Regions from separate parts of the Homo sapiens genome. Here region 1 is linked to region 2. A link is a loop called in an ENCODE intact Hi-C map of the cell type or tissue named here. Cell type or tissue: heart right ventricle. All regions are shown on one strand. Each heading gives the region's core, and the rest is flanking DNA. Links, peaks and the distances in the headings are about the cores only.

Evidence for each region. Hi-C counts contacts between places; a loop is a spot of excess contacts. Peaks named below come from ENCODE experiments on the same cell type or tissue, not always from the same donor. Only the 100,000 strongest peaks of a DNase experiment are listed, where the experiment ranks them.
Region 1: it touches region 2 in a loop (2.9-fold over the local background); 1 of 110 quality-filtered maps calls a loop at or near these places.

Annotation. Positions count from the first base shown.
Region 1 is chr7:129,131,934-129,137,177 of GRCh38, forward strand. No RefSeq gene overlaps it. Among named protein-coding and RNA genes, the nearest start is that of TSPAN33, 10 kb to the right of the region's middle. In heart right ventricle, for the core only: no CTCF peak of the experiment used is centred there; no DNase peak of the experiment used is centred there; H3K27ac peaks cover 1,349 bases.
Region 2 is chr7:129,072,078-129,077,580 of GRCh38, forward strand. No RefSeq gene overlaps it. Among named protein-coding and RNA genes, the nearest start is that of TNPO3, 20 kb to the left of the region's middle. RefSeq lists an enhancer at 659-768. In heart right ventricle, for the core only: no CTCF peak of the experiment used is centred there; no DNase peak of the experiment used is centred there; H3K27me3 peaks cover 348 bases.

The DNA of each region.
Region 1 (5,244 bases), core at 245-5,244, 60 kb after region 2:
ATACATGAATTTAATAATAGAGGTAATGTAGTCTATGAAACCCAATTATATCCGACCTCTTTCAACAAGAGACAAATTTCATCTTTATTTTTTGTTGTTTGTTTTTAGACAGAGTCTAGCTCTGTCTCCAGGCTGGAGTGCAGTGGCATGATCTCTGCTCACTGTAACCTCTGCCTCCCAGATTCAAGCAATTCTCCTGCCTCAGCCTCCCAAGTAGCTGGAATTACAGGCCCCCGCCGTCACGCCCAGTTAATTTTTGTATTTTTAGTAGAGATGGGGTTTCACCATGATGAAGATCATGATGGTCTTGATCTCCTGACCTCGTGATCTGCCCACCTCAGCCTCCCAAAGTGCTGGGATTACAGGCATGAGCCACTGCGCCCAGCCAATTTCATCTATTTTTATTTAACAAAATCATATCTGTAATGAACTGATCATACTTGAAATGCAAAATTCAATTATACTTCAATATTTTTTATTTCTTTTTCCTGTGTCATTCCATTAGGAGTTTGTGACGGACTCCCCTTGCCTGAAGAACCCTTAATGGTCTTCCCCAGAGGTAGACACTTTGCAAGGGGCTGCAGGTCCCCTTAGGACTGATATCTACTACTTTCATTGCTCCTAGACCTATGTGATTTAGCTTATAGCAGGTCCCTCAGAATGAGGTACAAAGTGTAACCTGTGAAGAGACAAAACACATGTTGAAGAATTACATTGTTTTACCAATTTATGTCAACCAATTCCCGGACTGAAAACAGTTTACAGATGCAGAACCTCTCGCATATACCAATTTATATCAACCAATTTATATCATTCTGGAGAATATGTGTGGGATTGGGTCCTCAGAGTATGGGATCAGGGTGAAAGAAATATAAAGTGGGGCCAGGCTAAATGGATTGCTATGAGCTCACTAAGCAGAGATTCTGGACTTCATATTGTTAGCTCAAGTTGTTAGAAATGGTTCTGATAGTTTGTTTGGTTAGTTAACTTGAAGTCTGGACCCAAAGGTGGCTTAGGCTGAATAAAGTTTCCTTGGTATACTATGGAGCAGAATTTCTCAATCTTGGCATTATTAACTACGAAAGAATCAAAATGGAGCCACTTATGTTAAAAACCCTGGCAAATAGAGTGGCAAAGTCCATGAAGGAAGGGTTCTCATGCATGAATCCCTGATAATAAGAACTATTACAAAAAACTCTACAAAACCACAACCTTGCACAAAGGCCATCTCAACTTTACACAGAAAAATACTTCTGCAAGGATGTACATCTGCACAGCAACTGACCATCCAGCCTCCCTTGTTATTGATCCATGTAGCTGAGAATAATTATCTCAAAACAATTATGTAATCCTTCTCACTTTTCCTTTAAAAACCTTTATCTTCCTTTACCTCCCTGAATATGCCTCAGTTACTATGGCACGTGTATTCTTATTGCAATGCCTCTTCCCCAATAAAATGATTTTCTTTTGGAGAGTCTCCCTTTCTGTTTGCTATTTAGGTTGACATAACGTAAGACTTTGTGGTGGGGTGCTGTCCTGTGCACCGTAGAATGTTTAGCAGCAGTGCTGAGACTAGGGTGAGTTGAGTGAGACAGCTAGCTTTGGGCCCTGGGTACCTCACTCACCTAATCCTTGTCCTGGCTTCATTTAGCAGTAGCCGTGGCTCCTAGACACTAGGTACCAGTAGCACCCACTAGCTGTGACAACCAAAGATGTTTCCAGACATTGCCAAATGTCTCTAGGAGGCAAAATCACCTTTAGTAGGGAACCACTGCTATAGAGGAAAGTTTCCAAAGTTTTCATAATTACTCGTTTCTATCATGTGTAATATGTGTTATGAAAACTCGCAGTGCAAGGAAAATGCCTGGAATTCTGCCTAGATGTAAATTTATAAGAATGTAATAATGATGACTAGTAAATACATAATTCAAAAATATCATCACTTTGGAAATGATATGCCATGGATTTACTTCAAAATAGTCCTGTGGTGGGGGCAGTAAGTGCGAGTGGTGATGAAATAAGAATGGCTACAAGTCGATGACTATTGTAGCTGGGGGTTGGGTTCATGGGCCTTTGTTGTACTATTATTATCTTTACCTCATATATATTTGATTCCATGACATAAACTGTTTTGTTTGTTTTTGAGATGGAGTCTCGCTGTGTCACCCAGGCTAGAGTGCAGTGGCGCCATCTCAGCTCACTACAACCTCCACCTCCCGGGTTCAGGCGATTCTCCTGCCTCAGCCTCCCGATTAGCTGGGATTGCAGGCATGCACCACCACGCCTGACTAATTTTTGTATTTTTAGTAGAGACGGAGTTTTGTCATGTTGGCCAGGCTGGTCTTGAACTCCTGACCTCAGGTGATCCACCCACCTCAGCCTCCCCAAGTGCTGGGATTACAGGTGTAAGCCACCGTGCCTGGCCTATAAAGTTTTTTAAAAATCATCTTTTCCTACTTAAGCCCATTCTTTTGTTTAAATTACTTGTTTCAGTTGTTTCACGTTGACTCTGCCTATTATTTCAAGTTCCTCTGATCTTTTATTTTGCTGCCTTATTTAGCATAACTTTTGCTATATGACATACTTAAACAGGTATAACCATGCTGACAAGAACAGACATGCTTAATCTTATCCTCAGGCATGGTTGGGTGCCAGTCTCCGTGGGTAGCCTCATCTGCCACTCCTTTCATAGGCCTTACGCATGGACCACTGGCTGCCTCCTGTTGACCATACGTTTGCACCCCTCTGGATCACCATGCACTTTCCTGTCTTCTCTGTTCAGCAAAATCCTCCTCCTTCCTCTAGCTCAGCTCAAATGCCACTGCTCTCTCCTCTTCAGCACTTCGCTTCCCTTTCATTCCGGCCCACTTCCCTTCTAGCCATGTCAAGTTCTCTTTTCCTCCTGCTCCAAAAGAGCTTTGCTCATATTTTCCTTGTACTATTTATTGCATCCTATAGTTTGCCATTGTAATAATAAGAATTATTTGGTTGAAAGAAAGAGAAACTAACTTACACTAGATTAACAGGAAGTCTATTAAAAGAATAACAAGGAAACTCTTCAGACTAAACTGCATGTGGCCAGCTGGGCCTGAGGGATTAATCCAGGAATTAAACACTCTTCTCTCCAAGTCTCTCTCCTCTGTGCTCTTCCCTGGGTGACTGGTTCATTCTCCTGCAGCAAATCAACTATTTCACTCTTTAGTCCCCATGGCAAAAAAACATGGGTGTCCCTCTGCTACCAAGTGTATCTGTTAGAGGTTTAGCCACACAAAGAGTGAGTGAGTATCTCTGTGTTTTGAGAGGGAAGGAATTCATTGGCCCAGTTTAGATCAGGACTTATCTTCAGGGAGTGGATGGTGGGTGGGCAGGATCACATGGTACAAAATAGCCACCACATCTATGGATGGGGATGGAGCAGTTATGGGTACATAGGGATATGGTAGACCATCCAAAACTTCCATTACAGTTATACACATGTCTAACTCCCCAGTTAGATCGTGAGCTTCTCAAGGGTACTGACAGTGGCTCCTTCATCGTTGTGTGCTTTTGCCAAGAAATACATATTTATTAAATGAATTTATAACCAATTCTGTGGACCTTAACTTACACATTAGGCTCACACAAGCATCTGAAATAATGCATACAGATATTCTGATAGACATTTTAACATATAATAAACACTTTGTGGGCCGGGTGTGGTGGCTCACACCTGTAATCCCAGCACTTTGGGAGGCCGAGGCAAGTGGATTGCCTGAGGTCAGGAGTTCGAGACCAGCCTGGCTAATGTGGTGAAACTCCGTCTCTACTAAAAATACAAAAATTAGTCAGGCGTGATGTCGCACGCCTGTAGTCCCAGCTACTAGGGAGGCTGAGGCAGGAGAATCACTTGAACCCGGGAGGCAGAGGTTGCAGTGAGCCCAGATCGTTCCACTGCACTCCAGCCTGGGCAACAGAGAGAGACTCCATCTCAAAAAAATAAATAAAATAAAATAAACAATTTGGGGCAGACATTCTAGTTTCCTACTCATATCATTTCTGCCCTTCTTTCTTAATAGAACCCCACTTTTTTTTCCTTCAGGGGAGTAGTACCTTCAGTTAGCAATATTTACTCAGAGGTGATGATGTGGCCCAGTTCTAGCCAATGAGATATTAGCACAAGTTACTGGTAAAGCATCTGTGAATATTTTGTAAAAGGGACAAATGTGTCTGGCGTGTAACTTTTGCTTCTCTCTTTCCTTGCCTGGAATGTGAGTGTGATGTTTGGATGTGCAGCAGCTACCTTGTGACCATGAGAATGAAGTTTGCTCCCTAAGATGGGGTAGCAGAAAAATAGAAGGAGCCTGGCTCCTGGCTCCTTGAGGACTTTAGTAAGTCTTTGAGTGCAAAGGATCAGCCCTGAACAGTCTGTCCCCAGACTTCTTGTTGCCTGAGACAAAAAGCAAATAAAAACAAAACAAAACTTGTTTAAGCCATGGTTGGTTGTTTTTCTGTTACTTGCAGCTGAACATAGTCCTAACAAGCTTTTTTTAAAAAAGAAAAAAAAAAAAAAAGATTGGCCAGGTGCAGTGGCTCACACCTGTAATCCCAGCACTTTGGGAGCCTTAGAGGGTGCCGATTGCTTGAGCCCAGGAGTTCAAGACCAGCCTGGGCAACATGGCAAAACTCCATCTCTACCCCCCCACCCCCCCAAAAAAATATATATATATAATATATATTTTTATATTATATATGTGTTATATATATGGTATATTTATATATGTGTGTGTATATATATGTGTGTGTATATATACATATATATATATTCAGCTGGGCATGGTGGTATGTGCCTGTAGTCCCAGCTACTTAGGAGGCTGAGGCAGGAGGATTGCTTGAGCCTGGAAGGAAGAGGTTGTAGTGAGTCAAGATTGTGCCACTGCACTCCAGGCAGGGCGACAGAGTGAGACCTGTCTCAAAAAAGCAAAATAAAGCAAAACAAAAAAAAATTTAAACTAGAACTTATTTTTTAATTGTGCAAGCCCTATGCTTACCTAAGGAAAGATACTAGATCCTTTAGAGATGTTTTTCAAAAGTATTGTCCATAGATGATCCACATCAGAATTACACAGGCTGCTTGTTAGAGAAGGTAAATTTTCAGTGTGCTTGTTTGCTCAACCTAACCTCTCAACCGAGAATCAGAATCACTGGGGCTAGGGCCTGGAAATCTGCTCTTTCAACAAACTCACCAAACAATCCCTGAGCTCAGAA
Region 2 (5,503 bases), core at 294-5,293:
CGAGACACTGTCTCAAGGAAAAAAAGAAAGAAAGAAAGAAAGAAAAAAAAACCCCACAGTCTGCTGAGTCCCACTGCTAGAGTTTCTGAGTCACGAGGCCTGGGGTGTGGCCCAAGGATCTGCTTTTCTAAGGAATTCCCAGGTGGTACCGACACTACAGGTTAGGGGCTTGACTAATGGTGAGGACCCCTGCTCTGGGCCAGAGGGCTGAACCAGAGAGCTTAGTTCAGCATCCTCCCCAGAGTCCCCACCCAGCCTGTGAGCATCCAGCAGGCCCAGTCCCTGTCTTTGGGTTACATGAGTCTGTATCTTTCTAACAAATTCTCCCTTTTTTCCCCTAAACAGCTTAATTGTGATATAATTCACACACCATACTTAATTGTGATATAATTCACACACCATACAATTCACCCACTTAAAGTATTACAACTCAGTGGTTTCTAGTATATTCACAGAAATGTGCAACCATCACCACAGTCCATTTAAAAAGGAAGGAAATGTTGACACATGCAACAATACGGATGAACCGAGGACATTATACTAGTGAAATAAACCAGTCGGAAAAAGACAAATATTATTTGGTTCCACTCATAGGAGGTAACTAGAATAGTCAGATTCACAAAAACAAAGTAGAATGGCAGTTGCCAGGGGCCGAGGGGAGGGGAAAATGGAGAGTTGATTTGTACAGAGTTTCAGTTTTGCAAGATGAGGGAGTTCTGAGGACTGGCTGCACAGCGATGTTGTAACCACATTACACCAATCTGGTTCAACTTCTATGTAGCAAAGTTGTGAGTTGTTTTTCAGTGGTCATGGCCCTGCAGGTTGGAGGGGGCAATGCCCGGATGAACATCGTGTGCAACCATGAATGGGAACTAAGTGCTCGGACCAAGGAACCAGGCTGAATTAAGAAGCAAACACCAGGCTGGGCGCTGGTGGTGTACGCCAGTAACCCCAGCACTCTGGGAGACCGAGGCAGAAGGATTACTTGAGCCCAGGAGTTCGAGACCAGCCTGGGCAACATGGTGAGATCCCATCTCTAAAATAAAAAATAAAAATAAAAATAAAAGCAGACACCATGGCAGGACCCATGATCCAATCAGATTGAGCTCTGGGGTGACCCTATGGCAGGATCTAGTCAGATCACTCCTCATTACCCTATGCTAATTAAAATCCAACCCAGCCTCCAGCTCCAGGAGACAGATTTGAACATTTCTTCCTGTCTCTTTGTCTGTCAACTCACAAACCTTTCTCACTGCAAAAACTGTGTGTTTTGGTGTTTGGCTTTCTGTTGCATGCTGGCAAATGGACCCAGTTTTGGTTTGCTGACAATGCGAATATACTTAACACTGAACTGTACATTTAGAAATTGTGAAGATAGTGAATTTTATATTATACCTTTTTTTATTTTGCCACAATAAAAAGTAATTTTCTCTGTCTTTTTTTTTTTAAAGACATATGGCCTCTGTCACCCAGGCTGGAGTGCAGTGGTGTAGTCATAGCTCACAGCAGCCTTGAACACCTGGGCTGAAGCCATCCTCCCACCTCAGCTTGCCAAGTAGCTGGGATTACAGGCATGAGCCACTGTGCCTGGCAAAAGTTATTTAAAAACTTTTTTAATGTCTTTTAAAAGGAGACTTTCTGATGTGGTCAAAGGAAGCAGTTGGTATCCAGATTCAGCTGAACTTAATACACTTCCTTGGTTTAATTTATGGAAATATTTATATAGTTCCCATTTAATTATCCTCCAAGGACATGTCTGCTCAGAGGATCATCCTAGTTCTCTGGCCAACAATAAACAGGAACTGAGACAGAGTGATGGACGATATGACTCTTAGTGTTTCTGTCATGGCACATTGGCCTTTATGGGTCATTGCCCATGTGTTCCAGGATTTAGGATGAATTTTAATATGTCACTCTGCGTGGGCTACGGATTGGGTTTTATTAGGGAAAGTGAAATCTTACAAGGCTGGGTCAACAAGCAAAGGGGAAGCAGGAGTCTCCCATTCTATTCTCCGTCCCATAGAGAAGTATGTGAAGGTCAGGGTCTCAGCTGGATCTGCAGGATAGGTCCATGTTCTGCTGTATTAGTTAGGGAATAAATGTAAGAAACCAGTCTGTGAGTAGGGAACACATGAGTGGTTTGGGTGCTGGGCAGCTTGGATGTAGGGTGCCAGGGGTTCAGAGGAGATGGGAGGAATTCCTGCTTCCCAGTATTTGGAGACCTTGGGCCTGTGGGAAGGTGCAGTCACCCTGTGTGAGGAGGGAGTCTGCCCATGCTGTGGAGGCTGAGCTCCTTCCACCAGGAATAGGCTTACTTGCAGTTCCAGCTGGCTGGCCCAGGTAACCTTGAATGAGCTTCCAGAGCAGCTTCCAGGCAATTCTGCTCATTTCACCACAGTTTCTGAATTCAAAAATAAATAAAAAACACATTTGTCCTATTTGGTGTTCTTTGTTTTCTATGACTCTGCTGCTTTCCTCTTGAAGAATCACTAATTTGCCTACTATAACTGCCTATGTGTGGTCTCCTTTTCAAAAGGCAGCTCTAGGATTGCTTGAGCCTGGGAGGTCCAGGCTGCAGTGAGCTGTGATTGCGCCACTGCACTCCAGCCTGGATAACAGAGCAAGACCCTGTGTCAATAAATAAATAGTTAAGTAAAAAGCAGTTCTTATGAGGGATATGAACAGGCTCCTAAAGAAACACAAAAGACTAATAGATACATGAAAAGATGTTAAGCCTCACCAGTAGTCAATGAAAATGCAAGTAAAGAGCAAAATGGCAGCACTTTTCAATTATATTGGAAACAGTTTGCATATTGAAAAAGATTTGTCTATGTTATCAAGGTTGTGCGGGAAAGGGTGTCATCTTGGAGTGCTGAGGGGAATTCTAGCAATCTATGCCAAAATTTTGAATATCTGTAACCTCTGACCCTCAAAACTACATTCCTAGGAATTTATTCCAACTAGGTAATCTGACAAGTGAGCAATGATAGATGTACAAGATTATTTGACAATGTATTGCCCACATAAGTGAAAAATGGAAACACTATGTACACCTATGGACAGGTAGTTAAATTCTGAAACATCCACAGAGTGAAATACTATGCAGTCATGACAAAGAATGATGCATACTACCATATGCCACCAATTCTAAAATGATTATTTTATGCTTTTTCACAGTTGTTACATTCCATGGCATATCGCAGTTTATTTGGCAGCATTTTTTTCTTTCTTAATGGCACCTAAACTTATAGGGCATTTAACAGGTGATAGCATATTATGTTTCATGAAATATTGTATATTTGCTGACATACGGCTGAGTGGAAAATGGCCTCTCTAACCATATGTAATGTGGTTCCAGTTACATGCAAATTTTAAGATATGTTTATATTGGCAGGGTGTGGTGGCTCACACCTGTAATTCCAGCACTTTGGGAATCTGAGGTGGGTGGATCGCGAGGTCAGGAGTTCGAGACCAGCCTGGCCAATATGGTGAAACCCCATCTCTATTAAAAAATACAAAAATTAGCCAGGCGTGGTGGCATGTGCCTAGAGTCCCAGCTACTCGGGAGGCTGAGGCAGGAGAATCGCTTGAACCCGGGAGGCAGAGGTTGCAGTGAGCTGAGATCATGCGACTGCACTGCAGCCTGGGTGACAGAGTGAGACTCTGTCTCAAAAAAAAAAAAAAAAGATATTTTTATATTTATACATGCATGCACATACCAGAAGTTAGCAGAGACCCCACCCCCACTCCTTCACTGCCTCATTTCTTGGGATTCCCGGCAGAGTTTACACAGATTCCCTGCTAAGGCCACAGGCTGTCGAAATCCAAAACTATCCTTGTAGATTTCTGCCAGCCCCAGTGCTCCTTTTCCCATGGTCTCCCCTCCTGCCATCAGAGCTGCTTGCAAGGAATCCCACGTAGAACTCCCTATCATGTAGATGGAGCAACTCAGAGCATTCATGAGGTATTTCTGGAAATGCTTGGTGACCATTTGGAGGTGGCAGGGAATGGTCACATGGGCAGGTCACAGCTTTTCTGTTCCTATTAGCTTCCTCTTTCCTTCTTTCACCCCTTTCTGGAAGGAGTAAAAGAATCTCTTCTCTTCATCTTGTGTGTAGAATTCAGGATGGAAGCCTGGCTTAAGGGATATTTCCTCCTTTTTGGCACAGTCTCCGAAAATGTCAACGTTTCAAAGTGTTTGAAGGCAATACATTGACACAATGGTTGTTGAGACTATGAGAAAGAATATTTGAGAAAGCAGTGTGTCTTAGTCCATTTGGGCTACGATACCATAGACTGGGTGGCTGATACACAACAGAAATTGATTTCTTACAGTTCTAGAAGCTGGGAAGTCCAAGATCAAGACACAGGCAGATGCAGTGTCTGGTGAGGGCCCATTTCTTGGTTCATAGATTGCAGCGTCTTGCTGTGTCTTCACATGGTGGAAGTGGCCGTGAGGTTCTCTGGGGCCTCTTTTATAAAGTTACTAATTTTATTGATTAAGTCTCTGCCCTCATGACCTCATCTCTTAAAACTCCCACTTGCTCATGTCATCATATTGGAGATGAGGTTTCAATGTATCACTTTTGGGGGCACACAAACATTCAAACCATAGCACAGTGTGAAAGTAACACAGTGAGAAAGCTAGAGAAGTTTTCAAAAACTGGTGTGTTTTTAGGTGCCTGCCAGCTACCACCCCCAAACAGTGCAGGGAGGCTGTTTCCTTTCTTGGGTGTTCTACTGACCACTAATTTTTACCTCTAACCCAAACGTTTATTAAAATATTTTCTTCCAGTTTTCATCAAACTTGAACTGTTGCTCTGTAAAAGACAATTTTAAAAGAATTAAATAATAAACTACAGATGAGGCATAATATTGCAAATCACATACATGGCAAAGAATTTGCATCTGGAATATATAAAGAACTCCCAAAATTCAGTCATAAGAAATGGACAAACAACCCAATTTAAAAATGGGCAAAAAACTTGAACAGACAATTCACCAAAGAAAATATATAGAAGACAAATAAGTACATGAGAAGATGTTCAACATCATTAGCCATTAGGGAAATACAAATTAAGATATCACTACACACTTAATAGAATAATAAAAATAAAAAATAACAGGCCAGGAATGGCAACTCACGTCTGTAATCCCAGCACTTTTGGAGGCTGAGGTGGGCAGATCACTTGAGGCCACGAGTTCAAGACCAACCTGGCCAACATGGTGAAACTCCATCTCTACTAAAAATACAAAAATTAGCTGGGCCTGGTGGTGCACACCTGTAATCCCAGCTACTCAGGTGGCTGACGCACAAGAATTGCTTGAGGCTGGGCGCGGTGGCTCACACCTGTAATCCCAGCACTTTGGGAGGCCAAGGCAGGCAGATCACAAGGTCAGGAGATGGAGACCATCCTGGCTAACGCTGTGAAACCCCGACTCTACTAAAAATACAAAAAGCTTAGCTGGGTGTGGTGGCGGGTGCCTGTAGTCCCAGCTACTC